Regions from separate parts of the Mus musculus genome. Here region 2 is linked to region 1. A link is a loop called in an ENCODE intact Hi-C map of the cell type or tissue named here. Cell type or tissue: left cerebral cortex. All regions are shown on one strand. Links, peaks and the distances in the headings refer to the core of each region. The heading gives the core; the rest is flanking DNA.

Region 1 (14,354 bases), core at 1-8,000:
TGTTGCAATGCAGAGCTGGTCACCATCTATATAAAGCCTATACTCATTTGCTTTACCTCTGAACTGACTGTATCTGCCAAGCCTTCAACTGAAAAAACCACGTATATGATGCCCACTGGGATTCCCCATGCAAAATATGTAAACTGCCAATGAGAAGCAACCCCACATGAATGTTCCTAACCCACACAGTACAGCAGGACTGCCTGTAGGTGTTGTGTCTTAATACAAAACCAACTACTCTCCCCCAAATAAAAGTAAAACTCTTAAATGCTGAAAAGAAGCAAGAAAAGCTAAGACACAAATGTTCTCTCATCTAGCAAGGATGACTGGATATGGAAACCATTTATTTTCCTGTGTAACCTCAAAGAAGCGAAAAGTACTTCAGAACCCAGGTGACTAGTTATTCACCTACGCAGCAGTTACATACTTTCTGATTAGCCTGAGATTTGGAATCTTCGGACAAAACCGCATTCTTTGCACGTTGCAGAGTGATATCTTCAAAATCAGTACACCTTGGCAGAACTTCAAGTCTCTCCCGAAGAGCTTCTGTCTGGACTCTGTTTTGAGGGAGGGCAGAATCACAGCAGAATTCTTTCAACTTTTCCAGGGACTTTAAAACAATCCTGGGCCTCAGACATTTCTTTGCCTCTTGGGAAATATGAAGAAAAAAACACACCAATAGTATTTTGGCTTCACTAGGACAATTCATAACTTGCATAGAATTTTTCAGAAGGACATTCCCATTGGAGCAATGCACCTAGCTATAATGTGATAAAGAACACCATGTTCAAGGTAAAGATGACCCATTTAAGCATACATATAATTTCATTCACTGATGAAATCCACAGAGAAGTATAGTCAAAGAGGCTGGCAAGATGGCTCTGCAGGAATGGTGTCACCAAGTTGATGACCTATGTTCTGTGATGACCAGAAACAACAAGATGGGGGGAGAAAGCCAACTCCTTCGAGCTATGCTCTGACCTCTACACATATATGGCTCCCATGCACAGATGCGCGCGCGCGCGCACACACACACACACACACACACACACAATAAACACACAATAAAAGAATAAGCAGTGCAATTTTAATTTTAAAAAGCAGAACTCTAGTGGAACTCTGCTTCTTGTTTCTTTGCGTATAATGACAGACAGGCCAGGTATATGAAGCTAGACAGGGAACTGATGTATAGTCACTAATTCAGTACACAAGAGTCACACCCAATCCTTAGAAAAGCAAAAAGCCAATTCAATTGGCAACACAAAATGCTTAAGTCTCAGAATGGGGCCACCATGGAGTCTGGAAAGCTCTGAAATAAAAAGAACTGATTCAAAGTAAACTGAGCCTACATTCTTCTCACCCTTCAAGCTCTGAGAGCCTTTCTCCCACTCAGCACGGACTAGAGACTTCTCTGGAAAGGTGTAATATGCAGAATTTCTGGTTATAAACTATCCCAGGAAAATGATAAGAGCCAAAGCTGACTGGATGCAGAAATAAAAGGGATGAAAAAGTCAAAATGGTAGATGCAGGAGACAAGATGGTCATGAGCAGGGTTAGAGGTATAGGTCATGAAGAGGCTCTGTTCACCAGTACAGCTCTTGAAGTCAAACATGAAAGAGTTAAGATAGATAATAAGAAGGCTCGCTGGGGCAGGGAAAGGTGGCGCACACCTTTACTCCCAGCACTTAAGAGGCAAAGGCAGGTGGATTTCTGAGTTCGAGGCCAGCCTGGTCTACAGAATAGCCAGGGCTATATAGAGAAACCCTGTCTCCAACAACAACAGCAGCAAAGGCTCATTGGGGACTGGAAGAGAGCTTCCTAGGTAAGAGTGCTTACCAACAAGTCTTAGAAGCTGAGTTCAAAGCCAGAACTCACACAACGTAAGGAGAGAAATAACTCATGCAAATTGTCCTCTGACCTCTTTTACCTATGTACTATGACACACACAAATAAATGTGATAAATAGATCATTAGCAAATGTTTCATCTTTATAACCAAGATTTAAAACATAACATGGCAGGAGAGATTGTCCAGTGGTTAGTGCACATACCACCCTTCCATCAGAGAACCTGAATTGCCAGCAACCACATCAGATGGCTGATAACCACCTGTGACTCCAGCTCTCAGAGGATTACATGCCTCGTGCCTATGCAGGCATCTACACTCACAACACACACACACACACACACTCGCAAAACACACATACACACTTTTTAAAAAATACAGCAATAGTGAACAAAAGAGAAAGTTGGAAGAACTACTAAGAGAACTGAGCTCCTCTGTGGGCCTAGCCTCTCAACCAGCAGCTGAGGAGCAGCAGGGCTCCTTCCCTACACAGGAAAACAAAGCTCAGCACTCCCATGATCCCCTCTGCCTTCTGGGGAAGCCAGCAGCTGAGAATACTTAGTCTCTGGCACTCACCAGGGTGGTGAGCTGCTACTGAGATGTTTTCTTCCTCCTTCTCTGGAACTTTCCTTGCTTTTTTCTTAGTGGGCCCACCATTTCCCAGTGACCTCTTCCTGCTGTCACCTTCTGTCACCTGTATCGGGAAGGTTGGAAATGGTGTATTAACACTATTCTAAAGCTTGAAGTCTCTGGAGTTATTTAACCTTGCTGCAGAATGATAGTAAGTTCCTGCCTGCCACTCTACTTTTTACTCTGAAAAGGCTGTTGGGGGTGACTGTTTTTGCCATCAGAGACAGAAACTGGCAGGAACAGTCTCTCATTACCTCACATTCTACTAAAATTATGTGGAATTCTCTACTTTCCTACTCATATGTTAAATAAAATACTTCTACAAGATCAATTTTAAAAAATCTATTTTCAAAATGCAAAATTATAGAAGGAAGAGGAGTAATAAACGACCAATGTATTTCCTGTTTCAAAGCTTCCATTCACTATTAAAAGATGTCCTGAGACTATCTGTTGGCAGATAATCTATGAAAAACTTAAAACTTTTGCCTAATATCCTCTCAGTGGTGAGTGCAAAATGAATCTTAGTGAATGTACAGAAATAAAAAAAAAGCCTTAAAAAGAGAGAGTAGAGCATTAGTCAGTATTGGAAAGAAATATAAATGAAATGGGTTAAGATTCTTAAACTGATTTGCAACTGCAGTAAAATACAGGAGATGCCCGTTACAATCACCTTCTACATCTTCAGTCTGGGAAATGACCGAGGCCTTAACTCACCCTGAACAAGTGTGACACATTGCCAGCTAGTGTGGGAAACATCCTTGGGCCTGTGTTTGTGGCAGTATCACGATGGGGTTTTGGTTTTGTTTCTCTTTGCTTTGCTTTGAACTATCTGATGGGCTGCAAGCAACAGGAAGTAGCCAACTATAAGCATGTACAGAAACTTCATCCATCTAAATGCTTACACTGGAAATCTGTACAGTAAAACGATATTCTGGCACGGGGATCAGAAAGACAGAGCACATGGTTTTGAATTCTGAGAAACTAGCCTTAATGACAGCTTTCTTCTAGTCAGCCAAGCAAGCATATGTAAATAAAGCTCCTCTTCAACCATCAATACAGTAGGGAAAATGTAAAGGAAAGAATGAAGAACAGAGGTTAAAAAACGCATCCTGGGCCGGCCGGCCAGTCCTCGCCATTCACCACGATAGAAGTTTCTGGCTCGGGTTCCGGCTACCGACTGGAAGCACCAAGACCTCAAATCTATTACCGCTGGTCGGGTAAAAAAGTCAACTAAAACAAGGACCAGAAGAAGCCGCCACCTTAAGCCTTCCCTGGCCCCGCCCCTTAGCCCTACCCACCATTAATAAGCTCTCCATAAGGCCTCCGCTTCCGGCCACGACGGCTACGCACCCGCCCCACCCTGACCCCGCCCCTAGCGGTCCGGCCCCACCCCGCCCTCTAGCTCCGCCCCGTCCCAGACAGAACCCGCCCGGGACGGCCTTCGCCTAGGTGGACGCTAGGGGCGCCGCGGAGCCGTACTTTACCTTCTCTGCTGGCTCCGTGGAGGACGCGCTGGATCTTAGGCTTCCCGCAGACCTGAAGAACCGGCTTAGAACCGTTTGCCTCCCCGGGCCTGGGCCGGCGGCAGTAGAGCCTCCCGACGCGGATTTCCCGCGGGGCATTGCAGTGTGCAGAAGAGCCGGCCTGCTAGGAGCGCGAGCGCGCGGCCGCACTTTCTCGCGCCTGCGCGCGCGCACGCCTCAACCTGTGCGGGACCGGCCTTGGGGGCGGAGCCTTAGCTACACAAATAGAATGCGCGGCGGGCCTTGGTGGGGGCGGGGCCTTAGCTGCACAAATAGGATGCGCGGCGGGCCTTGGTAGGGGCGGAGCCTTAGCTGCACAAATAGGATGCGCGGCGGGCCTTGGTGGGGGCGGGGCCTAAGCTGCGCAAGTGGTACACAGCTCAGGGCTGCGATTTCGCGCCAAACTTGACGGCAATCCTAGCGTGAAGGCTGGTAGGATTTTATCCCCGCTGCCATCATGGTTCGACCATTGAACTGCATCGTCGCCGTGTCCCAAAATATGGGGATTGGCAAGAACGGAGACCTACCCTGGCCTCCGCTCAGGTATTGGCCGGGCTGGGCTCGGGAAACTGAGGCGGTTCACTGAGTAGGGTCATGCACTTGGCTTGGACGCGCGGGACGGGCGTGAGCGGTAGGCCTACCGGCCTCAGCCAGAGACCAAGCTACCGGTTCCCGCGGTGATCCCCCTGCTGTGCCAGCCTTTGCTCACAGGCTCCCTGGCCGGGAGCAAAGTCCTGTCCTTGAGCGGGCAGCAACACCACCCCCCACACCCACACCGGACTTGCACCTTTCGTCGCTGAATGGAGCCTGAGCATACATGACGGGTTAACTGTTTCTCTAACTTTCAGGAACGAGTTCAAGTACTTCCAAAGAATGACCACAACCTCTTCAGTGGAAGGTAATGTAGAGTAATTAAGTCATGAGAATTATGTTTGCTTGAAGCAAGATTTACATGGTAGAGGTATGAGTAGAAAGTCTCCCCTGGGAATCTGGGATCTCTGTTTCTTGCTAGAAATTTTTGTGCGATTCCCAGATTTTATTAAACATCCTCTTAGAATACTCTATGTTTGAAATTTTGTTAGCAAGTGCATATAGCTCGAATATAACTGGGCAGAATCGGCAGCAAAATTTAGCACTTTGAATAGAGACCTGAGCCGGTATTTAGAATTGTTACTGAAAGACAGAAGACTTGAGTAAATGGAGAAAAATGCAGGGGAGAAGAGGCTAAAAATAATTTAAATCTGTTGGCTTTAGGAAGACACGGTGGGATGAAGGCTGTGGTCTTCAGTGAGGCAGTCTGGGTGACTGACTTTAAAAGAATGGGGAGTGGTGTGCAATAATTATAAGGCAGTTTCCCATTACTTGTGATTGTAAGGACATTCGCTGTAATTCTTCCTAACAGACATGTTTGCTTATTGCTTATCATTGTAGGAGAGGAGGGCAGAGCTGATGGGAAAAAGAAGTCAGCAGTGTAGATGTTGAACATTAGTAGAGAACATAGTAGGTCACTGTGTAGACAGGTTGACAAATGCCATCTTGGGGGCGTGGCACAAAACATGCACACAAGCCACCTATTCATGTTCTCTACTGAGTAGCCTGGCGTTGGGATTAATGAGTCTGATGGCCAGCTGTGCTGCTCTTTCTACGATGACTCCTCAGTTCTTAGAGGGCACACTGTGAGCAATCTCAGCACAGCAAGATTTGTTACACATCAGCTGCACCTCCAGCTCCTTGCCATTGTGGACCAGAAAGTTCTAGAGCCGCTAGGCAGCATGTGCTTGGCTTTCTTGTTGTTCCTGTAACCAATGTTGGTCATCAGGATCTGGCCCTTGAATCTTCTCTGTACCCCGCTGTCAGTGCCTCTGGGTTTCCAGTTTCCCTTAATTTTCACGTATCAGTCTGACTGGTGTCTGATGAACTTCTTGGTCCTCTTTTTGATGATCTTGGGCTTCACCAGAGGCCGGCGAACAGCCATGATGCAGCAAAACAGATGGCAGCCACCTTGTAGGCAGTGCCAAAGAAGAGCTGCAGATGCCATCTTAACACAGTCTACTCTGAGTTCAAATCCTACTACCCGAATAAAAAGCTGGACACAGTGGCACATTTGTAATACCAGCATTAGGGAGGCACAGACAGAAAGATCTCTGGGGCTTGCTCTGTAGCCAATTTGTGGGCTCCAGGTTCAGTGAGAAAACTTGTCTCAAGAAGATAGATAAAGACACCCAGTCACACTGCCTGGCCTGTGCATATGGGTTACACAAAAATATAAAAGCTTTATATTTTTACCCAGTTTATGTTGGTTGTATCCATTTACCTTCTCACTCCCCCTGAGTCCCCTTCTCCTTCCCTAAGTCATGTTCTACTTGTTATTAATAACCCTGTGTGTGGCCATTGACTAGGATGTGAGCAATCTACAATCAGTCCAGACCAGAAGATGGGCTCTCCATCTCCCAGCAGCCATCAACACCAATACCTACTGGAGGGGCCTCAGGAACCCTCCTCCATACTTGAATTTTGCCTGGCTTGATCTTGTGCAGGAGCCAGATGAGAACTGATGCATACATATGTGAGCCCTGTCGTGGCCGAAAGTCAGCCTTTCACAGCTCTCTTCCCCTTCTACCAACTCTTACATGTTTTCTGCCCCTGTCTTCTGCAAAGGTCCCTGACCTCTGAATATAGATAGGTAGAGATGATCTTAAATATACATAGAGATAGGTATTATTTCTCTGGGATAGATGAATCAGAGACAAGTAGTTTAAGATGGTGAACACATTCAATCTCAAGAATTCCAGGATTAGAACCTGTTCTCCACTTTAGACACTAATAAAGCATGTAAGGATATCAAGTGAATTACAAAATCCAGTCAACCTGAGCCCTGTGGACTGAAATTATGCATGGTTGCAATGGATTAAAACCTAAGTAAAAGATATGAACTGCATGAGCCAAACTGAAAAATTGAACTATATTTAGTTAATGAGAACTAAATCTGAATTTTAGGTAAAGCTGTTTGTCTTAATTTTTCTAAAGGATGCCCACTAGATGTCACTATGACAATCGTCTTGCCTATGTATGTCACTGACAATATATGTGTATTTTCTGATAATCTTTTCTGCTTGGTATTATAGGTAAACAGAATCTGGTGATTATGGGTAGGAAAACCTGGTTCTCCATTCCTGAGAAGAATCGACCTTTAAAGGACAGAATTAATATAGTTCTCAGTAGAGAACTCAAGTAAGTGTTATAACATGAGCTCATTACAAGAAAAGTGATCTGTTTCCCAGGGCACAAATCAGTACATAACAGGATAAGGCAGAATGAACACCTGTGTGTGTGTGTGCGTGTGTGTGTGCGTGCACGAGTATGTAGGCAGGTACGCATGCATGTATCCATGCAAACAAACCTGAATGTTGCTCTTCTGTGTCCTTCCTGAGGGTCTGTCCACCTTGTTTTGTTGAGATGGGGTCTCTCGCTGGGGTCTGTATTCACCTATTAGTCTGGGTTAACTGACCAGTAAGTAAGATCCAGGAATCCTGTCTCTGCTGATCCACAGAGAGAATTATGGGTGCATAACACCAAGCCAGTCATCGTTTTTGAACCAGGTGCTGGGGATCAAACTTGGGTCCTCATACTTGCACAACAGATACTTTACAGTGTTATCCTCCCAGTGCCTTATAAATGACTCACTCACTGTCCAAACCAGTTGGTACTGTCAGAACTTACCCAACATACTTAAGAGACTTAGACGCTATCATCTGCTTAAGCCACTGAACCACACTACCTACTACAACAATAGAAACTGAGTGGCCACTTACACTATGGGGCAACTTAATTCTGTTCCTTTAAGTGCTTGATTTTATCACCTTAAGAATTAGAAAAAAATATGGAAACAGTTCTGCAGGTTCCTTTAAACCATTTTTCTATAGACCTAGCTCTCAGTTATAAGATTTATAACTGGTTTCTCGTTTCACAATCTAAAAGTGCCTATGTTTTTAGTTTCAGCGAATTGAAGTGGCTATCCCATTTTTGGAATCAATTCTAGACACAGTAAAATATGAAGGACTTGCAGAGACTGGTCATGGTCATGTACTCTATTGTCTCTAGTTAGTTACAATACCCAGATACTGTGTGTTCTTTGTACAGTGTCAGAGGTGAAGTAGTTCAGTGTATTAAAATGGCCCAGGAATCTTCAGGAGAAAGAGTGTCTGCAGTTGGTTTCTGCCAAGACATTTCATTTCCTCCAAAGTAACATTTGACTAGATGATTCCTTCTCTGTGACTGGAAATGTCCTAAGAACCTGAGGTGGTTGGGCTGAAGAAATAGCTCAGCAGTTTAAGAACACTAGCTGCTCTTCTAGAGGATCTGAGTTGGATTGCCAACACCCATGTGGCAGCTCACAACTGGCTCTAACTCCAATCCTAGATGGTACAGTGCCTTCTTCTGGCTTCCAAGGCTCCATGCTTTCATGCACATGGTGCACAGACACTCATGTAAGTGTTATAGACAAACACACAAAAGGTTAATGAAACTAACTTTTTTTTAAAAGGGACTGGAGGTGGTAGGGTACGTAAATAAGATTAGCTAGAAGTCAAATCTGGTCCTTTGACCTTGACCATGACTTTGAAATTGTTGTTGCTACTAGTCTTTACTTAATAAAATAACTTCCTGGATCTCAAAGGAGTTTTAGTTTGGATTTTTTTGATCAGCAGATGACAACAATCTAAGGGAAAGTTAGGACTCAGGATATTGACTATTCTTCCTTAACTTAATCCGTAGTCATCAGCAATGATGCACCATGTTAGAGGACCAGGCACTGCTTGTTTGAACTGCAGTCAAGAATGTCACTCCCACGTGTTTTATTCAGGACCCACCCAGAGAAGCACCCAGAGAAGCTATAGTTATATAAGAGCTTCATTGTAGGGGGTTGGCTTTCACGAATGGGAGGTGCAGTTACATGAATCCAAAACTGTGGAGAGCACACATCAGGGAGAGCAAGCTAGAACTTTCCAGGGGTGCTCTGGTCACTCTGGGAAGTCTGAGCTCTACCCTGAAGGCCTTTCGGTGGTTTAAACCAAAGTCCTCATAGATGTCACCACATCTGCAAGACAAGCATCGGAATGAGAAGTTAGAGCAGCCCTGGGAGGAAGAGAAAGCTCTCCCCATAGCTGCATGCTAAGAGATTCTTATGTAGGGTTCCTCCCACATGCCTCCTACAATGGCATAGGTTAAAAATTAGAAGAAAATACAAACATTTGCATTGGTTGCCTCTGCTGATGGGGACTATGTGATGTGCCTCTCACCATCTGCCTCCATCTTCATGCTGCTCCCTTTCTTGGTTGCTAGGATATTCTGGTGATCTCTCGCCTTGAAAAAAGTCTGCATTCATGGGCTATATTGCTATTCCCCAGGGCTTTTTAATAACATATTCTTGAATACTACTCAAATTTATTTATGGCCAGCTTGAGCTAAAATAAACATTAACAAATCTCAGTGGGGGAGATGTTCAGTTGAACCAGCATTTCTCCTCAAATGATGAGTCTAATTTTTTCTTTATGACCCCCCTATGGTGTATGTAATTGGATTTTGTTGTTTTCTGTGTCAACATTATAATCTTGACTGAAGTGCTTTGGTTTGGGGGTTTTGTTTTGGTTTTTATTTTCAAGTATGCTGGAGAAGTTGAAATATCATTTAGAGATGTTATTAGGGTTCATTTTTTTTAATTTCAATCTCTGGGTTCTCCACTTGGTTGTCACTTTACCTCTGTTCATAGCTGGGACCAGGCACCGCCAGGTCCTGTATCACAAGAACAGCTTTACCCATGGCAATCACTATCGCTTATGCAGGCTTTTACTAGAACTTGGGTTTTAGCCTCTAACTCCAGAGGGGGAGATTCTGAATCCTCAAGGTAACCCCCAAAGTCACTAAGGCATGGAGAGGAGAGTGCCTGCAAGCTTTCTAGGCAGTCAAGTTGTAACTTTAATAGAACTGACATGGGGCTAACAAAGCCTGCTGACAGGGCAAGACCGTGGTAATGGTCGCATGACTCGGAGCACACCAGAAGTCACCTTTTAACCCTAGAAGGATACATTGATTTACTTGGAGGAGGGCTGAAGTTTTTAGTAGGGGAGGACATAGTACCACACACCCATAATTCCATCACTTAAAAGGCTTTGCCATGAAAGCTCTTAAGATTGATGCTATGCTGGGCTATAGAGTTAGACAGTCACAAAAAATAACTGTGTATGTGTGAAGTGGGGGGGGGGGGGGGCTTGGTACCCAAAAATTAAAAACGTTTTGAATCAGTGCTATATTCCAGAAATTATGTTTAGAGATCTCAGTTGCCTCCATGATGTAACATATCATACACACACACACACACACACACACACACAAACACAGTACAAATTGTCTAGCACACTGCAAATCATCTTTATAAAAGCTCTTCTAAGTTTCATGGTGTAATGATTCTTTCTAGTTATGACATTCTCCTCTTCGTAAAGCCTTTCCCTCTGATCCACATATATCGCCCGTTCAGGGCTAAGCTCTGGCTCCAGGCAGCTTTGGGATGTAGGCAGGTCCTGAGTGGAGCTTGCTGAACCTCAACTGTATTACCCACTAAATGAGATCAATAAAGCCGCTCTTAGGATGATTTTTTCAGGATTCATTGGATTCTGCATGTTAAGTGTCTCACTCACGAAAGGTACCTATTATGGTTTGCATTTTCAATGTCCCCAGAAATCTGTTCTAGTTGATGGACTTGTGGGAGTGGGGTGGGGGTAATTGAATCATGAGGACTGAAACTAACTTTATCAACTTACTGATAACTTTACAACTGAAGGAATATTAGGAGCTGGTGCCTGACTGGGGGAGATGGATCATTTAGAGCCTAGCTTTGGAAGGGGATCCATTCCAAAGGGGTGTCTCATTGCTCTACCACATGTTTCCTGACGTGGTTATCTCAGGACAAAGTAGCCGGCCAAACTAGATCTCTCCAGCCTTAAGCTGATTGGCTCAAGTTTCTTATCACAGTCAGAAGAAAGAACCCAGCACAGTACTTAGCAGATACCAGTCCTAACCTTACTGCCTTGTAGCTTATAGAAAATATTAATATTAGGGGCTGGAGGAGGAGCATGCATAAAGGTCCTGGGTTTGAGCCCTAGCACCATAAAAATGAACAGTAATGGTATTGATTTCTTCATAGTACATAAACTTTTTGCCTTTTTTTTTTTAAGATTTATTTTATTTATTTCACGTATGTGGGTACACTGTTGCTGTCCTCAGACACATCAGAAGAGGGCATCAGATCCCATTACAGATGGTTGTGAGCCACCATGTGGTTGCTGAGAATTGAACTCAGGACATCTGGAAGAGTAGTCAGTGCTCTTAACTGCTGAGCCATCTCTCCAGCCCAACTTTTTGCCTTCTAACATTAATGGGATCACAGTGAATAAACTCATGATCTCACTTTTTACCTTAGTAGATCACTTTTTTTTTTTCACTTCTTGAATACTAAGAATTAAATGAATCTCTCTACCTAAATCAACGTGTACCCTCTCCTTTAGTCTAGGTGACTAGAGACTGCACTACTGTCTTATTAGTATTTTGAACCTCACCTTAAGTTACTTTTTTCCTACCCTCAACTTTCTCTGAGTTTTCATGTGTTAAATTACTTCACTGTAGCCTGCAGTGATCTCTAAGGAAGCGTGCTGGGTCTGTGCTTTGGGGCATGGTTCTCCCGTGTTGACACTCAGTGGCAGAGTCAGGCACTATCATTGCCCCACCACAGATTATCACCACGTATCTTCACCTCTGCACAGCTTCCTATTCTGGTTTCATGCTTTTTGGCCTCTGTCTCATTACCATCCCATCGCAATAGGTAAAAGGACTTTTTAAACCTTTATTGCCAACCTAGAAGCTGAGAACTCTTTACAGAATAAGTGGTCTTTGGGTGTCCTAAAAATAAGACCATCCTAATGACTCAACTCTGTATATCAGAAGTTAGGAAATATTGTATATTTCCCTACTTGGACTATTAGAAACTAAGTTACTATCTAGTAGCTACATGGGAGACTGGTTCTACTAAATGGACTAATGAGTTACACATTGTAAACATTGTTTCAAGATTGAACATCTACTTACACATCGTAATTCTAGTTAAGAAACAGAATACCAGCCATGTCCACACAATTCTTGACACAGAATTCATATAACCGCCCCTTTTCTTTCAAGTTCACAGCAACAATTTATCTTGGGTTCGGTTGATTTGGGTTGGTGTTTTAAATAAACTAGAGTTTATTCACATTTCACCAGGCCTCCCATTGCTGTTCTTTATTATTCTAGGATCTAATTCGGTATCAAACAGGTTGTTTCTCTTCAGTTTCTCCCAACCTATTACAAGACTGTTATTTAATTACAATTAATTGAGGTTCATTTTCTTCTGAAAACTTGCCTTGAGAGTTACTATGACCAAGAAAATATCCTAAAATAAAGAGCCAGAGTGATCTAAAGATAGAAAAGAGCCGTTCATTAAATGAAGCACTGGCTATGATAACCTGGATAGGTCAATTGTTATTTAAGACCTGTGCATAAGAGCATCAATCAACAGTTACTTGAAAGCTGGAAAAGCCCAAGGTACCAGGAAGACATGAGAGCCACTCTGCTTTGGAGAAATCATGGAGGAATTGTTTTGGAAGTAAGGGACTTGAGTTTGTTCACTCTTTACACAGGATAAATTTCATACTAATTGAGTATGCAAAGGTTACTGGAAGGCACTACATTTTCTACATGAACCTTTTTTTAAATTAGGAGCATAAAAGTTGTTTAGCTGTGAGTGACTTTAAATCAGACTCCAGATCCTGAAGAACATGTCAGGAAAAAGTAGTAGAGAAAGAAAATCCTCTGTAGACCTGGGACGCTCTCTTGCTCTTGGGAGCTCTGGGTTACACGTTAAGTTCAGGACTTCGTCGGTGATTTCTTCTTATTCTCCTGTGTGTACTCGGCATCAAACCCAGGACCTCAGGCGTAGCAAGCACATTCCTGTCCCTGTAGAGAGCATATTGCTCTCAGCTTTAGACTATGTCAGTTCCTTAATCAGCATTCCAGTCACCATAGATGATTTATGAACCAGATCATCTTCTCCATGACTCTTAAATCTTTCCTCCCTCTAGTTCCTGTTCTGTCCTTGAACACCACCGTATCCAGTCTTGTCCCTAAAGTTACCCTGATAACCTTTTGTGATAGCTCAGCTCATTTAACTTACTTCGGTCCCCGCTGTTTTGTTTTGTTTTTCCACTGTAAGTCTAAATATATTTTTGCTCTATCCTAATTCCCTTACGTATGACAAAGAGTGAGAAAAGTAAAATAGAAACCAAGAAGAGAGGGAGAATGCCACCAGGAAAATGAATAGTCCCCATTAGTCCTTGATTAATCATTGTTACGACTACCAGTTCAAGGCGATTATGTAAGTAATCCTTTTAAAGCACCAGCTAAGAGTTGACATTGAATTAGTAATTTCTGTTCTGTATCTAATCACTATAAAAGCCTGGTTGTATAAGTTTCTTCATTTATAAAGGGAACTGCAACTCCCCTCACCATCAAATATGAGATCTGAAATTGATCTAGTCAGCATAATTAGTGAGTTTACTTAACATTTTCCTTGCCGAGTATTAGTTATATAACTGGTAACAAGCTCATTTTCAAGCACTCTCTCTCCTTTCCATATTGTTCAAAATATGACTTCTTTTTCCCACATACATTAACAATCTGAATGCTGCTTCAGGTGTTCAAAATCGTGTGGATATTCTCTGTCTAATATTTAATCAGGTCAGTATCCAAACTGACAGAACTATTCACGAAGCATCTACTTAGCCACTGTGTGGGTTCTGCCATTAAACATCTGCACAGCCACTGTGTGGATTCTGCCATTAAACATCTGCACAGCCACTGTGTGGATTCTGCCATTAAACATCTGCACAGCCACTGTGTGGATTCTGCCATTAAACATCTGCACAGCCACTGTGTGGATTCTGCCATTAAACATCTGCACAGCCACTGTGTGGGTTCTGCCATTAAACATCTGCACAGCCACTGTGTGGGTTCTGCCATTAAACATCTGCACAGCCACTGTGTGGGTTCTGCCATTAAACATCTGCACAGCCACTGTGTGGGTTCTGCCATTAAACATCTGCACAGCCACTGTGTGGGTTCTGCCATTAAACATCTGCACAGCCACTGTGTGGATTCTGCCATTAAACATCTGCACAGCCACTGTGTGGATTCTACCATTAAACATCTGCACAGTCATCATGCGTACTCTTCCATTAAACAGCTGCACAGACAACGTGTGGACTCTGCCATTAA
Region 2 (15,659 bases), core at 2,840-10,839, 70 kb after region 1:
AACCACCCAGCAGCACTTCCTTCACCTATGTATAAGCTTTTAAGGTATTGGCTTTTACAAGCTGCCCCTGGGATGGACCCAACATAAGGGAGGAGAGATACCTGCACTCATATAAGAAACTATTTGGAATAAGACTTCCATTTTGAGTGGTGTCTAAGTTTAAGTTCCCAAGACCTCCCTGGGAACTGACGTCCTACTTGGCAGAAAGAGACATGTACACGAGTAGCTGGCATCCTGGTTGGCACATTAAGACGTGAATGTTAGACAACTTAGGGCACAAATGTTAGACAAGGCAAGTCCTCTGCCACAGTTGAATACCCAACCAATGGGAGCAGGATAAGTGTACAACACAGACATGGTCCTAAGGAAATCCCCTATTTCTAAATCCGGAATGGTGAACTAACTTGACATAGATTTTTGTGGATTTGGAGCTTTAAAACCCTGTAGAATCTTAACTCAATGTCATGGTTCGGTTCCCAACTCTGGACCATTGCCCTGCTCGGCCAGTTTTCGGGTGTATGCTCTATAAACTCTCCCTGTCTGACTGAGCTCGGGAGTCATGTGGTTTGTGAGGTGATTCCTAGACACCAACAATATCAGCTTTATTCTATTTTTCCCCAATCATTTAAAGATGCAAATGTATGCTTAGTGACAGGCCTTACAAAATTAGGCTGGATTTGGTCCATGATATAATTTGACTCATGATGGTTATAGTTTGCTAATCTTTGTCAGAGAGCCATTTTTTTTTTTTTTTGTACAGAAGAATCTCCATTTTTGGTTCATTTATTTATTCTGCTTGTATATTTGATGCAATTTGTAGTCACAAGAACTTAATATGATCCAGCACTGGGCCAGACGGCAGAGATAGCAAAGCCCTGGTTCCTATGGCGTGGACTCACACCTTAGTGCAGGACTGGCCATGGAAAGTTCCTTAGAGAAATGACCACATTGCAGAGGCAGCCTCAGTAACAGGGAGACAGTTCATGATAAATCTGGGAGGCATGAGACAGTCAAATGCTGGACACACTCAGGAATCAGCAACATCTAATCCGACTATATTAAGTCATCCTAGGAAGGCCTGGCCTGGCCATACAGTTCCACCATAAATCCCAGCATGGTGGGCAGCGAAGACCACAGGAATAATTCAAATGAGTAATGCCAATGGCAAGTAACTTTCTCACTACTACGCAGTGTTACACACAGCATTTTCATGCATGGGAGCATCTTCCACTGCATCCTGCCACCGTGCCTCTTATCCCTTGTCCCTCCCATCTGACCCCTTTGCTCCCAGGTTTTGTTTCTGCTTTGATGTAATCAGTTTATAAAAGAGTATACACGATGCATCGCCTCCTGAATGGCTCAACTTGGGAATCAGAAAAAGGTGGCTTCTGAAGCCATGGGGATCTTTTTGGCTTTCTAATTTACTGAACAATCCACATGGCTAACACTCTTGGGGGAAGATAATGGAGTCCAAGGACTTCTAAGAAGGGGATGTGCTGCGGTGTGCCCCAGCAAGGGGAGTCGTGCTTTCCAGGGTCCATGGCTTATAACACAAACCATTGCATGAAAGCAAGAATAACACAATTACTTCAAATGTTCATTAGATTTGGGGCTCCTGTCCGTCTTACAGTGCCCCCCTCACCCCTCCCCATCCACATTAAATACGAAACCTCCATTTTGTGCTTCGGGAGAAAAAAGCTGAAGATTATACGCTTGGCCTTGAAGTGGAAGTCTTTTTGAAAGTCATGAACACGAAAATAATAAATCACTCATTTCGACATAAGATATAAGGGCAAGAGCATCCACTCCTGTTTCGAGGATGGGCACTGAGACTTCATCAGGTGACTGCAGAATGCCGTGTTGCGCAATCAAAAATTCAGGATGAATTGCTCAGAATGCTTTATATTAAAAGATACCATCTTGCAACGAGGGATGCTCAGGAGATGGGAGGGACATTAATCTGCATGCAGTGATCATCTCCTGCAAGCGGACACAAGAATCTGATGGGAGACGAGCCATCCAGATACCGGCACCCAGAGGAGCTGTGCTGGGCAGAGCACTGCAGCCCTGTGCCATTCAGCCAGACACCAGGCTGCTGCCCCATCTTCCAGCCTTACCTACCACCTTTCTCCTGCTGCTGGCCATGAGATTAGGAGACAGGGAGATAAGCTGTGCAGGCTGACTGCTGGCCAGTGTAAAGATGCCCCAAACAACACTTCAAATTACAGTGCATCTTCATTTCTGAAATAAGTCTTACATTTACCCTGTTCAAATCTCAACAAGTTTAAGTGGACATGGAGTATAAACAAAAAAACAAAAACAAAAACAAACCAGGCCTCCTCCCCTCACCATCTCCCATTCTCTCAGTTGCCGTCTCCCTACAGAGCCTTTAGTTAAAATTTCTATGCATCTTTCCAGAAATACTTCACACATGTTATAAAAGCAAATGTGCTTTTAAAGATACTGTTTTAAATCATGGATATGGTTATATTAGTTGTGATAAAGGGATAGAATGCAAAGTTCCAAAATGTAAAGACCTCATATGAAGCCATGAAGCTCTCCCTGCTTTGAATCTAGGATAGGTACCAGAGCAGTGCTCAGCTCCACGCATGAAGCCATCCAGGACTCAGACCCCTCTGACAGCTCTGCCATTGCCACAGAGCAGCTTCAACCACCTCTTTCCCTCTGTCAGAGGAGCAAGGGAGAAAAGGTACAACATTTCCCTGAGCACTGTCATCAATGGATAAAACCTTAGTCACATGGCTCTCTAGTCAGCATCAGGGAAGCTGGGAAATAGCACCATAGCTCAATTTCCTCAATGTTCTTGCTCTTGCGGGTGACTTAGCACCACAAGGAAGAGGTTGCTCAACCCCAGACCAAGACACCGTTGGGACTCAGTCCCAGGTTTCTGAGACGTGCTCTATCATCCAAAAGTCCCAGCTCGGCTCCAAATCCTCACAGGTAGAGTGACTATCAGATTGTAGTATTCTCTTGCAAAAGAAAAACACCATTGGAACAGCAATGCTTGGTGTCGGGCCATACTCACTGTGGAAGCATGTATAGAGCCTCCCCTTTATTGGGGGACTTACCTACTTCTACAGTGCAATTCTGCCTTATGGAAATGAATTCATCAATATTCAAAGCAGCCCTCTAGTTTAGGAGCCTCTATGAGCTGATAAGGTCCATTGTTCAAGTGAGAACTTCAAAGACTAGTTGGATAGCTATCCTGGGTACATATAGCAGGATACATATGCTAGTCTGCATTTTTTACTGACAGACTCTGATTCCATTGGCATTTTAGTGAAGTAAAGGAAGGGAGGGAAGAAGGAAGGCAGGGAAGAGAAAACAATTGCTTCTGTTCAAGGTAGAGGCAGCCTGTGGTCCAGTTCAGCTTGTGAGTAGACACCTCAAGTCAGGCAGGAAGTCAGGAAGTATATTGCTTTTCTAATCACACAAAGGACACACAGTTGTCATTCATTTTCTTCATTTTAGCCCTGATCTGTCAGGCCTGCACTATGGATATGATGTGAAAAAGCTAAGTAGCCATTTTGTGAACATGAGACCTAAACTACTAAATATGATTGAAAAAGAAGTCAGTTGCTTCTATCCCAAACTTATGAGGGGGGGAACTGTAGACCTACTTAAATAAAGTACAAAAATTGACCCAAAGCTATTTAAACTGATTTTTAAATATAGAGTCTACTCCTGGACATTCCAGAATTCATAGGACAATTGTCCCTCTTCAAGGATCACGCCCCTGTCCTTAAGCCTGCCTGTCTTCCTGTCCAAGATTCTCCCCATGCATCAGCTTCTCTACCCTGATGCTCAGCAGTCTAAATATACAACCTTGAGTCTCTACGTCCTGGGATGTAACTTTCACGTAGCCACTGAAGTGTGTGAAACCAGATAACTTCATCTCAGCATCTCCACTACAAGCCATTTACTAAACCATCTGTAAAGACCAAGAAACAAAGTTTTGGCATCTAAACTTTGGGAAACCAGAGACTTTTAATAAAAAGTCAAATAGGCCAATGTATTGGAAGAAAAAAAAATATGGGCCTCTCACTTCTGAAGGACATTTTTCAAGCCCTAAGAGCCACCATGCTGTGCACCTGCTGGGAAGCATTGGGTTGCAGAGGCCCAGCTCCCAGCCCAGAAAAATACCCCAGCACATGGACCAAGGATTAGATGTAAAATTTGTATCCCATTACTATTTAGAAAAACCCCAGAAGCTGTTATGAAGCCAGTTTTTCCGGACATCTTTTCTTTCCTACAAGGAGTGCTAGATAGTCTCAACGGAGTACACTAGAAGCTGTGGCTTGGCAGGACAAAGCCCTGCTGGACTGCGTGGGTGCATGGAAGCCAGGGTCTTATGCACACCAGGTAGACACTTCCTTGCCGAGATATATCCCCCACAACAGCTCTGGCTTCAAGCACAATCTTTGGAAAGAAGCGTTAAGTCTCACTGCTAATCTTTCTAGCATTTTCATCCCATTTATTTAGTTTGTTTGCTTTTGGGGTTTTGGTCTGTTATGGGACAGGGTCTTGTGGTGTAGCCTAGGCTGACCACGAACTTATAACAACCCTTCTGTCAACAGACCAAAATTTATCTCTAGAAGACAGACATAGATTGAGGAATTCATGATAAAGATACTCATCAGAGCCAAGCATCTACCCTTACTTTTCTTAAAACATATCTTGAAAGGCATAAAACTGTGAACACAAAGAGTCTTCCATTTTAGATGTCCCACTTTGTTACCCACAATGCAGGATGCCTTCAGTGAGCTTTTCAGTCCTTGCCTTGTTCTATCTCCTCAGCACTCCTTTCCTTGGACTCCAGGAAGCCTCCTTACCAGGTGTGGTGGCACGGAGGACACAGGGAAGAGTCACACAGCAATCCCTGTTCCTGGTTCCCTCCTAAGAGTACTTTGGAGCCCTGGTGGTCTTGCTGGCAAAACAGGGCTGCAGATCCACCCCTCTCTCCTTCTCAGATACAGCTGCTGCACTGGGTTTAATCACTAAGCTTAAGCTATGTGTCTTGGGCCCTCTTTGGGGACCAGCAAGACAGAGGCCATCCCTTCCTGCCCTTACACCTCACCTTGGCTGCTATGGTAATTCAGTCCTCACAGTTCCTCCATGAGTCCAAGAGCTGGAGGATGAAAAGGGACACAGCCTGGAACAGGGCACTTTCCACTGACCACACACTTTGCCCAAGGTACACATGGAATGTGTTAGCCACTGTCTCCTTGCTGTCCCTAGCCCCACTGTCCCAGGGTTTATTAATGTTTATTAACACTGCCCTAGGAAAAATAGCACAGACTGAGGAGCTTGGGGACAACTGAAAAGCGCCCCTCAGGGTTCTAGAGACTGGGAAGTTTAGAAGCTCAGCATCTGGCCAGGGCTGCTCTTGTGGTTTCCAGCAGTGCTGCTTGCACGTCCTTTAGAGAGAATGAGCACTGCCTGTCACATGTGGAGGATGCCCAGACACCAGCTTACTACCCCCTTAGGCCCTTTCTCAAGGGTGCTAACCCATCCTAAGGGCCATACTCCCATGACTCATCACCTCCCAAGCATTCCATCTTCAAATATTGCAGTTATAATTCAATGTAGCACTGTGGGAAACACATTCAGACCACAGCATCCCATACATTAGATAAAGCAGGTCCGCCTTCTCTAGCCTTTTGCTCAGCATAGGTGTTTCTAGCCCAAAGCAGCCTGGACTCTCATTCTATGAAAGCTCCCAGGAACAGTGGACCAGGAAGGATGACTTCTCAGCATTGCCCCATCTCCTGACCTGGTAAGGACCAGGTCAACAGGAAAATCCTTCAGGCTTCATTACTCCCGTCACCCACCCCCCCCCACCCCCAGACATCTCTTGTCTCTAGCAAATAGCTTCCAGTACTTCAGTGGTGGGTGGAGGAAGCCAGATGATAGCCTGCCAAAGAAGTTCACAGCCTCATTTCTGGAGCCTGTGAATATGTTATGCTATGTGGGGAAAGGAACTTTGTAGGTGTGATTAAATTATGAATCTCGAGATGGCAGATTATCCAAGGAAGCCCAGTGCAAATACAGAGAAGTAAGGCAGGGAGGTCAGAGGGTGGAAAGGAAGCTGAGGGGCGGAGGGAGACAAAAAAAACAAGCCAGAGCAGAGGAGTTAGGGGAAAAGAAAGATACAGAGAGTCAGAAACAGAGAGAGATACACAGAGAGACAGAGACAGACAGAGAGACAGAAAGACAGAGAGAAACAGAGAGAGAGACAGAGAGTGAGACAGAGATAGAGACAAACAGACAGAGACAGAAACAGAGACAGAAACAGTGACAGAGACAAACAGATAGACACAGAGACATCTGAATAGGATTGTGGAGGATGGGACCACTAGTCAAGGAACGCAAAGGGCCTCTGAAAGCCAGGAGCAGGGGAAACAGACGCTCTCCTAAGAACCCTCCAGAATCAACACAGCCCTGCAACTCTGCTGAATTCAGGAACATTAAAGCTGTTTGCACTTCTGACTTCCGTAACTATAATCAAGTAAATAAATTTGCACTGTGTTAAATGTGGTGATTGTCAATTATCAATGAGATTCGTTTGTGAGAGCAATCAATAAAGAACTTATAAAGTAGTGGTGAAAACTGGATAAACTTTGAGGTTTGGTAACATCCACAGAGGCTGAACACATGTTGATGTCATGAGTCACAGTTCCACTCTCAGGTGTACCCCACAAAACTGTGTCTACAGATAGGTGGGCAGGAGATGTCACCTGCTGTGTTCATAGCAGTGTCTGTGGACTTTCCCAAGCCTGAGAATAGCCCTAAATGTCTCCCAGAAGCAAAACAAATTGAGACACACAGACACAATGAACGAAAAGAAGGAGAAAAGCACAGTCATACATAACATATTGTCTGAAGTGTAACAACGAGGGTGTGTGTGTGTGGGGGGGGGGGACCCAGGCAGCGAGACATATTCCCAATGATGTTAGAAAACACACAAGCAACAAAACCGTTCTGTGCTGGCAGAGCCACCAGTCCTCCCAGGGTGCAGACATAAGGGGACCTTTGGGGTTGCTGGTAATACGTTCTGTTGTTGGCTTCAGTTTGTACACAAATCATTAGACTTGTGGTCCACACCTTTTAATATGCATGCTGTGTATATACTAATAAAACTGTTAAAAAGAGATGGAGAAAAGACCCATGCCTTCATAAAAGTTTGCTCTCTCCTTTCTGGGACTCCCCAAAGGTGTGTGAACAAAGGGTGACCCACCCCAGGTAGTCCACCTTCTTAGAGCCTGCTTCTGGTGCAACATGTCCTGAGAATATGTGACAAATGTTTATAAGGAACCATTTCACAGGAATTTTATTTAAGCAGAGGAAGTCTGCCAAAGGGTCTATTATCTTCCCCTTTGGGGATGGAAAAACTACAGACTAGCTTGATTTTAGGCAAGTATGTTGCCCAGGCTGGCCTTGAATTCTCACCTCCTTCAATACATATGAAAAGCTGAAACTATCTCGTTTACATAATTTCCTTTTTTCTTCATGTCTCTGTGGAGTTTAATACCTCAAATTTATTTTGCGAAATTTTGTTAGCTATTCCATTAAGCCTTAATTAGAGTATAATGAAATTATAAATTCATAAAATAAAAACAAAACGGTTGCTCCTACAAACGTTCAGTTCTTTAGTGAGGCTCTGGCTTTACCTGAAGTGGGGGAAGGAACCTGTGAAGGCTGAATCTCAGACCAACGAGATGGCTATGGGATGGAAGGGAACGTGGACGCAGACCCGGACCAAGGGCACGGGGACTAGTGGGGAGGGGCGTCATCTTTCTTGGGCTACCTGGGCTCTGCCCATTCGCTCTCCCACCAGTCGCAGCTGTCAAAGCTCAGTGGCCTGGAGTGGAGACGGGGCGGGGCTTAGGAGCGGAGGCGGAGCCTCGGAGAGCATCTTCTGGCCCCGGGGCCCGGACTGGCCCGCCGCCCCCACCTGCAGCGCGGCGGAGCGCGGGCGCGTCACTCCCAGCGGAAGCGCCAGCCCCGCGTCTGGCGAGGTGCGCGCCTCGCCGCTCCCGCTCCAGCGCTTCGTGGCCCGCCTGTGTCTGCAGGGCAGGGGCGGGGGCCCGGTGACACGGACAGGGGACTGAGATCGCAGTCGCCGCCGAATCGTCGACAGTCACCCAGCTCGGACGGAGCGTCCGAGCAGGAGCCGATCAGGAAGGTGAAGGACCACTGCCGAGCCGACAGCGCGTCCCAGGTCAGTCCGCCCGCTGCACTTGGGGAAACTTTGGGATGCGGTGACAGCTGCGAGACTGAGGCACCGAGGGTCGCGAGGCCGTGTGGCCGCGGTGCGCCCCGCGAACAGGCACCTGCCGCACATTTGACACCGCAGCTGCCAGTGTGGGGACGGAGACCCTGCTACCGCGGACCACTACGGGCCACCGAGGGCCAGCGGGCTTCAGGGGCCTCCCGGGAGACTCCGGCTCGCCCGCGCCCCGCCGCGCGCCTCCGGGTTCCCGCAAGTCCCCAGCTCCGGTTGGCGGCTCGCGCTCGGACCCCGCGGGTCTGCGGATTCCGCCGCCTTCGGGCCTCGCGACGCGGGAGGAGCGGCCCGGGGCCCAGGGCTGCGGGGTGGGAGCCCCGTGGCGGGAGCGGCGCGCACTCGGCCAGTGGAGCGCGCGGGTCGCGGGGTCCGGCAGGAGCGCGTGGCCGCAGGTGCCCGTGGCCGCTGGGCAGCGGAGGTACGGAGCGCGGGCTGGGGCCGCGGAGCCGATTGCAACCTCGGGCTGCAGGAACCGGGGTCGCCGGGTAGGCAGTCCGGTCCCTGCGGCTCCCGGGTGCGCACATCCTTGGCACCGGGCATCCAGACCCCTTCAGCGGAGAGCGGGCTGAGGAACGGCGCCAGCCCGGGCGGAGGACCAGTGCTGCCTGCTCTCTGGCACGCCATCTCCCCAGCGAGGGCCGAGTGCTAGGCTACGCGGGGACCACTGCCCAGGGCCTCCCGGCACAAGCCTTTTTCTTGGGCAGCTGCCTGCCCTGGCTTGGAGTGGAGGCGACGAAATGAGCACCCCGCCCCCATCCGCGCCCCAGCGCTGTCGCCCCAGTCACCTTCCTTTGCCCTTCTCCGACAGCACCTTGGACTTGCTCTCTCCTGAACTGGGGAAAATCTGAGGAAACCAGGCACGGACCTTGGAGACACGCCGCCTGCACACTCAACAGTCTGGAAATCCAGCCACCTTGGTACCTCGCCGCTTCCCAGACACTTTGGAGGAGCAGGTTTGCAATTTCTACCCCCATCCTCATCCCCTCCCCCGTCTCTGTCTCTGCTGAGGGAGGGAATCTTCTGAAGAGAAGATGGGATCTAGGCACCCATAACCTAGCCCCAGGAGGAGCTCATGGGAGCCAGCCTAGCTTTGTAGCTATGTGAGGGAAACAGCACACCTTATAAACTAACTCCTTCCCGTGGGCAGTTCCTGAATATTTCTTAGAAGACTGGAGACCCAAGAAAGCTGACTTTTCCTGGGCAGTCAGTGCATCTTTTATTTGGCTCCGACTCTCTGCTTGCTGGGAACAGACACATTTTGCTTATGACCTCTGGCTGGCCTCATTCCAGTTGCTGTCTGGCTTTGGACTGCTTGCCCATCAGGACAGTGATTTTGAAGAGCTGACTGGGAAGAGAAAGCTGCAAGCCTCAAGTTCTGGTTGGCTCCTGCTCAGGGTTGTAGTCTTCCGTGGGACCCGTGGGCTCCCTATTCCTCTGGACTGTGGCAGCAACTCTGCCCTTCACCTCTGCAAGGAAATTAATTTTCAAACAACTTGGGGATGATGGTGGAGGCACCCCTGTGTGAGCAGATGCAGGGCTTGGAAGCAACCAGGAAACAAACAGGAGTAAGAAATCCTTTTTAAAGGCTTACATGATTCTGGGACTAAGAAAAGATGGAGATGCCATTGGTGTGTAAAACCTGACATCTCCCTGTTAGGTCCCACCAGTCCAGGGGACTCACATAAGCAGGACCTGTATTGGGTGATGCATATTTGGAACCTAGTACTTAATGAATTCCTAAGCAGTAAATGCCTCCCGATTTTTAAACTCACAATCATCTACAGTAATGTAGCTATTGCCTCCCCTCCCACCCCACCCCCACTTAGGAACAATACACTCCCAAACCTGGTAACTCTGGAAGAGCCCAGGTTCCCCAACTCATTTCACACCAGGGCAGGAACTAGGATAAGAGAAAGGACTGTTCTGAGCTTTAGAGTCATATACCCACTTTATGGCTCCACAGCCAGACAACTGTTTTATAAGAGAGAACACAAAGGAAAATCTCTCTCCTGTCCTAATGAATAGAAAGCTGGGGACGGTGGGAGGACAAAGGCAATAGGAGGAATCAGCTCCAAGATGGCTTTCCAAGCATGTCAGACATATAGCACGACCATGCTGGGTACCACACTAATCAGGTACCCCAACTGGGCCCTGCCGTGGGATGTCCATCATCTAACAGGCAGGGAGATACCGTACTCCAGACAGGCAGAAAGAAGGAATGACCTTGGGAGAGTCCAATCACCTTTCCTACTCTCTGTACAAAATATGGATTGAAGCAGATGAGCACCGAGGGGTGGGCCTGCCTGCAAACAGACTAGGTTGCTGTGCGTGGGATCCATTCCAGACTCATTTACAAACTCAGAGTCGGTGAAATGTGATAAACCGAACACTGTAGGGATTTCTAAACAAGGAATTAAAACACTCAACTTCAAATGGGAGAGATGCAGGCAACAAATCGTCCGTGTTTATGTGCCTCTGAATAGCTCTGATTTCTTTTGGTAGGAGCTGACAGCTGGCTGACAGAAACCTCATCCAAAGAGAGAAGAGACTAAACCCAAGTATGAAATTAGGGATGATGTTTTCAGGTAACTTTCTATTTCCATTCAGAGTGGGTGTCTGGAAGGGTGAGTGTAGGTATGGTTTGCTCCATTTGTCAACAGATATTTTTCCCCCAAGGGCCCCTGAGTCTAAGGTGCCATACTTTGACTGTTTTCTAGTTTCCTGGTGGCAGAATAGAGAGCTGGGAATCCCAGCTCCAGCCTGCAAACTCCCCCTCTGTCCACACTATCTGATGCTTCTAGTATCTCTGATCTTTCTGAGCAATTTGTTCATATGGCCAGTCTTTGGGGTTTTGCCCAAGAAACTGGTTGTCAATTACATAGGGTGGGGGCAGCATCGGGAAGTCCAGATGATCTGCCCATGGATTTTTCAACCCACCTCTGGTTTTTGCCCTGTGCCTGCCTCACTGCCACCCTGCATGCATGGTGCCTGGGCCTACTGGGGCCTATAGGTCAAGGGTCATATATACTATATACATGGCAGCATTGATCACTCTGACAGCCCTCCTCTCCCTCCAAAGCTTATTGGAAGTTGCTCATTCGATAACACCTTTCCTCTAGCTGCCTTTGTCCCTGGAAGTATATACCTTTGAGTCCTCCCAATAAAAATTTTGAGTGGAAGCTTAACCAGCAGGGAACAGTGATGTATTCTAACTAAAGTTAAAGACCTACTTTTAACCAGAAATGAGGCTGGAGCAATGGCTCAACTCTTAAGATCACCGGCCTCCCTTCCAAAGGACCCAGGTTCAATTCCCAGGACCCACAATGCTCCTCACAACTACCTATATCTCTTAGTTCAAGGGGATCGGGTGCCCTAATCTGGCATCTGAGGGCACCAGTACAGACATACATATGGGCAAACATTTATACACATAAAATAACAGGCATACATATAGTTGATGCTCATACACATAAAATAAAACATAAGAAAGAAATAAAATAGAAAGAAGGATCTATACAACTACTTAGTAATTAGAATCGTCTAATAATGTAGGGACCCATAAGGAAAATCTAGGAAATTCTTACCAGATTCCACTCAATCTGATGAATCATTACTTACAGAGTAAAAAAGTCATTTCCAATAGTCCATCTGTAATTTAAAGTTAGTTAGTTTGTGTATATCTGTATGTTGTCATGTGTGTGCAGGTACACATAAATATATATATATATATATTTGGCAGCCAGAGGAAAACCATGTTTCATTTCTCAGGCACTGTCTATTTTGTGGTATGTGTGCATGGTGTGTGTGTGTGCATACATATATTTATGCACATTGCTCATTTGTGAGCACATGTTGGCTTACAGGTCTATGTGCATGCGTGCGTGCGTGAGTGTGCCTCTGTGTGTTTGTGTGTGTATGTGTGTGTGTATGTGTGTGAGTGTGTGTGTGTGTGTATGTGTGTGTGTGTATGTGTGTGCCTCTGTGTGTGTGTATGTGTGCTTGTGTGTGTGTATGTGTGTGTGTGTATATGTGTGTGAGTGTGCCTCTGTGTGTGTGTATGTGTGTGTGTTTGTGTGTGTATGTGTGTGAGTGTGTGTGTTTGTGTGTGAGTGTGTGTGTATGTGTGTGAGTGTGCCTTTGTGTGTGTGTGTGTGTTTGTGTGTGTGTGTGTCTGTGTGTCTGTGTTCTGTCTTCACTTTCCATATCCACCCTACGTTTATGTGGATGCTGAGGATCTGACTTCTGGTCCTCCCACTTACACAATAAGTCCTTTACAGACTAAGATGTCTCCCTAGCTGTTACCATTTCTTTAAAGTCTCTCACTAACTGGGAACTCACCAGGTAGGCTGGGCTAACTTGCTGACCCAGTGAGGCCCAGGATCTGTGTAGTTCTGCTTCTTGAGTGTGGGGTTACAGGCGTGCACTCCCATGCTCATATTTCTTCTAGCATCAGTTCTGGGAGTCAAACTCAGGTCCTTATGCTCTCAAAGTAACTTTTTTACTCCCCAAGTCCTCTTCCCAGCTCTGTTATTTTAAAGGGCTTTGGGTTTGGGATGCAATAGAAAGAGAAGGTTAAATTCTGAGATAAAATTCTTGAAAAGAGGAGTGAACCAAGCAGGAGACTCAATAGAAAACCTTCCGTCAGGTGCTAAGTTCACTTCCATGGGCACACAGCATACCTATTATAAGACTGTCACTCCACAGATGATGGAGCCAACCCTTCAGGAGGCCAAGGCTTGACTAGGGCATACAGCTAACATCTATGAACATTACGATTGAGCTCTGGGTCTGTCTGACTCTGAACCTATTCCAGTTGACCTGTGAACTATGTGAAGGGCGCAATGACACTGAGAAAGTGTCAGTAAAAGGAGGAAAGCAAATGGGCTGACTGCATGTCCACACGCTCTCAGCTCTGGGTTCTTAGGGAGCTTCCTACGGGAGGAAAGACCGTTCCAGGCAAGAGAAGTCTTCATCAAACACTCTACAGAGAGAGATCATATTCAACTGTCAGGTTTGGGGTTTACAGATTGATCTGACAAGGGTAATGACCCCCTCAGAGAGGGTGAAGGCCTAAAGACAGGGTTGGTCTAATAAGGCAGTGACTGTACGATGATGCTCTGAGAGCTTGGTCATAACCTCTGGGGAGGGATGTATCTGACAATCCTCTTCTAAAAACATTGAACTTTCAACAGTAACAGATGGCCCTATGAAATATTACAATTCAAGTGGACTAAGAAGCCATTATAGCTCAGTGTGGAAGCACATGCCTATGGTTGTAGATACCCTGGAGACTGAGGCAGAAGGATTGCTGGAGCCCAGGTATTCAGGCCAGTGTCAGCAACCAACATAATTTCAAGGCTGGGGAGCCAGCTCACTTGGTTAAGTACTTGCCATGTAAATCCAAGGACCTGAGTTTGGTCTCCAGTATCCACATAAAAGGTGCACACTTGTAAATCTCAGCACTGGGAAAGGAGGGTCAGCCAGATCCCGGGCTCTCTGGCCAGCTAAACTTAGCCTTATCAGAGATCCCTAGGTACTTACCTTAAGTAACAAGGTGGGTAGCTCCGGAAGGACACTGGAAATTGACCTCTGGCTACACACAGGCATGCCCCCACCCCAGTGAACATGCACTGACATCCATACACAACAAACAGAATTTATTCCAGTGAAAAGTAAGCCTCCTAGACTCTTTTATGCTGCCATCATCTACATGATAGAGGAGGCAGCCAGTTGGTACTCAGCTCAACCTCCTTGATACCCTGCGGTCCACAACATCCCCATTTCTGAGGAATAAAGAAGAGGCCACTGCCCTTTCAGATATCCCAGTCTCTAGTTTGTTGACAGTTCGCTGTCTTAGAGCCTCCTGACTCTAGCCTTGGTGAGAGAAAAGCTGTAAGCATAACTGCTCAGGATTCCTGTTGTAGAAGAGGGGTGTGTGTGTGTGTGTGTGTGTGTGTGTGTGTGTGTGTAAAGTAAACTAAAGTCTTTCCATCTTTCCACACACTTAAAGGTTCTTAGACTTAAGAATGAGAACAACCAAATAAGAGTCTTAGTGTAATATTGAAAGTCAGAGCAGGGCAGGATGGCATAGGCCTTGGGGGCAGAGGCAGTCAGATCTCTGTGAGTTTGAGACCCAACATGGTCTACATTGTGAATTCTAGATATCCAGGGCAACGTAGTGAGACCTCATCTCAAACAAACAAACAAACAAACAAGAAGTCAAAACATTGTAACTTGTTCTTATTAAAGTGTCTATTTCTCAAACATGACTTTGGCCTAAGGATTTTTTTAAACTTGTTTTTTTTTTTTGTTTTGTTTTTTTTTGTTTTTTTTTGTTTTTTTTTTTTTGTGATTGCTACTGAATCCTTTCTTGGCTTGGATACTAAGTGGTTTCTGTACTTGATATTATGTTCCAGTGCCTCCTAATTTCTTTGCATATTAAACCAATTTGTATGTGAAAACTGGAAAGAAGTGGTTTCTGTGGTATTCTCATGCGAACTTTCGAATGCTTTCCTTCCAGAGTAGACCTGCAAGTCGGTATCCACACTGCCATCCTGATCGCTGCATCCCACATCTCAGGTATGTTTTGATGGTAGAATAGCTCTTCTAGACTTCCATGACAGGGAGAGAAAACCAAAGCATTTGCTTTCCTTCAGTGCTTTGCTGTGCTTCAGGAATGATAGTAAAATGGAGGCGGTTCAATTTGGAGTTCCACCTTGTGTGGGCTTATTTATGGCAATGCCAATGGAACATCCAACAAGAAATATTAGTAATGATACCATAAGAACTGGGCTGTGTTGTGAAAGGAATGTCTTGTGTGCAACCTTTGCATATATTGACCTTTTTTGTATGGAGGCTCCTATAATAACAAGAGTGGTGCTGTATGGAAGAATGTGTGGGAATACACTGTTTAAAGAACAAATGCCTCTAAATACAACACCCCGTTGAGAAATGGAGCACCATTGGGACTTGAGAGGCCTCTGGTGACCCTCCCAGATCACACCGTTTTCTCTCCTCCACCAGCACCCACTGTCCCTTTGGATGCTCGTCGTAGTTGTCCTCCATTTATAATGGACTCCTAAGAAAAAGAACATTAACTAGACAGCAAGCAGAAAGCCAGATGATGAAGGAAGGCTGATATTGCCTGTATGTGATGAAAGTCTCAGAAGGTGAGCTGGCCCAGGATTTGTAAGCACTTATAGGAACCCTAGGCAGGGTCAGGAATGAGTCCTGGGATTCCTTAGTGTGGCCTCTGCCTGGACGTGGTGCAGAGCAGTGACTGAGTACCCAAATGGAGTGGGGCTGTTTGTTTAACCTTTCTCTCCCAAGCCCACCAGGACTTGCCCCAGGA

Evidence for each region. Hi-C counts contacts between places; a loop is a spot of excess contacts. Peaks named below come from ENCODE experiments on the same cell type or tissue, not always from the same donor. Only the 100,000 strongest peaks of a DNase experiment are listed, where the experiment ranks them.
Region 2: it touches region 1 in a loop (4-fold over the local background); 4 of 42 quality-filtered maps call a loop at or near these places.

What each region holds. Positions count from the first base shown.
Region 1 is chr13:92,350,804-92,365,157 of GRCm38, forward strand. It overlaps Msh3 (mutS homolog 3), which reads right to left and starts at 4,200. Exons shown (of 24, transcript NM_010829.2): 1 at 3,960-4,200; 2 at 2,422-2,539; 3 at 428-648. The coding sequence starts at 4,097. Dhfr (dihydrofolate reductase) reads left to right here and starts at 3,980. Exons shown (of 6, transcript NM_010049.3): 1 at 3,980-4,541; 2 at 4,847-4,896; 3 at 7,124-7,229. The coding sequence starts at 4,456. It also overlaps the pseudogene Gm19308. In left cerebral cortex, for the core only: CTCF peaks have their summits at 3,935 and 7,026 (motif pointing right); DNase peaks (open chromatin) are centred at 3,929, 4,270 and 7,086; H3K4me3 peaks cover 1,832 bases; H3K27ac peaks cover 597 bases.
Region 2 is chr13:92,417,960-92,433,618 of GRCm38, forward strand. Ankrd34b (ankyrin repeat domain 34B) reads left to right here and starts at 8,010. Exons shown (of 5, transcript NM_175455.4): 1 at 8,010-8,242; 2 at 9,117-9,261; 3 at 10,811-10,893; 4 at 14,829-14,887. In left cerebral cortex, for the core only: no CTCF peak of the experiment used is centred there; DNase peaks (open chromatin) are centred at 5,956, 7,920, 9,033 and 10,736; H3K4me3 peaks cover 1,767 bases; H3K27ac peaks cover 856 bases.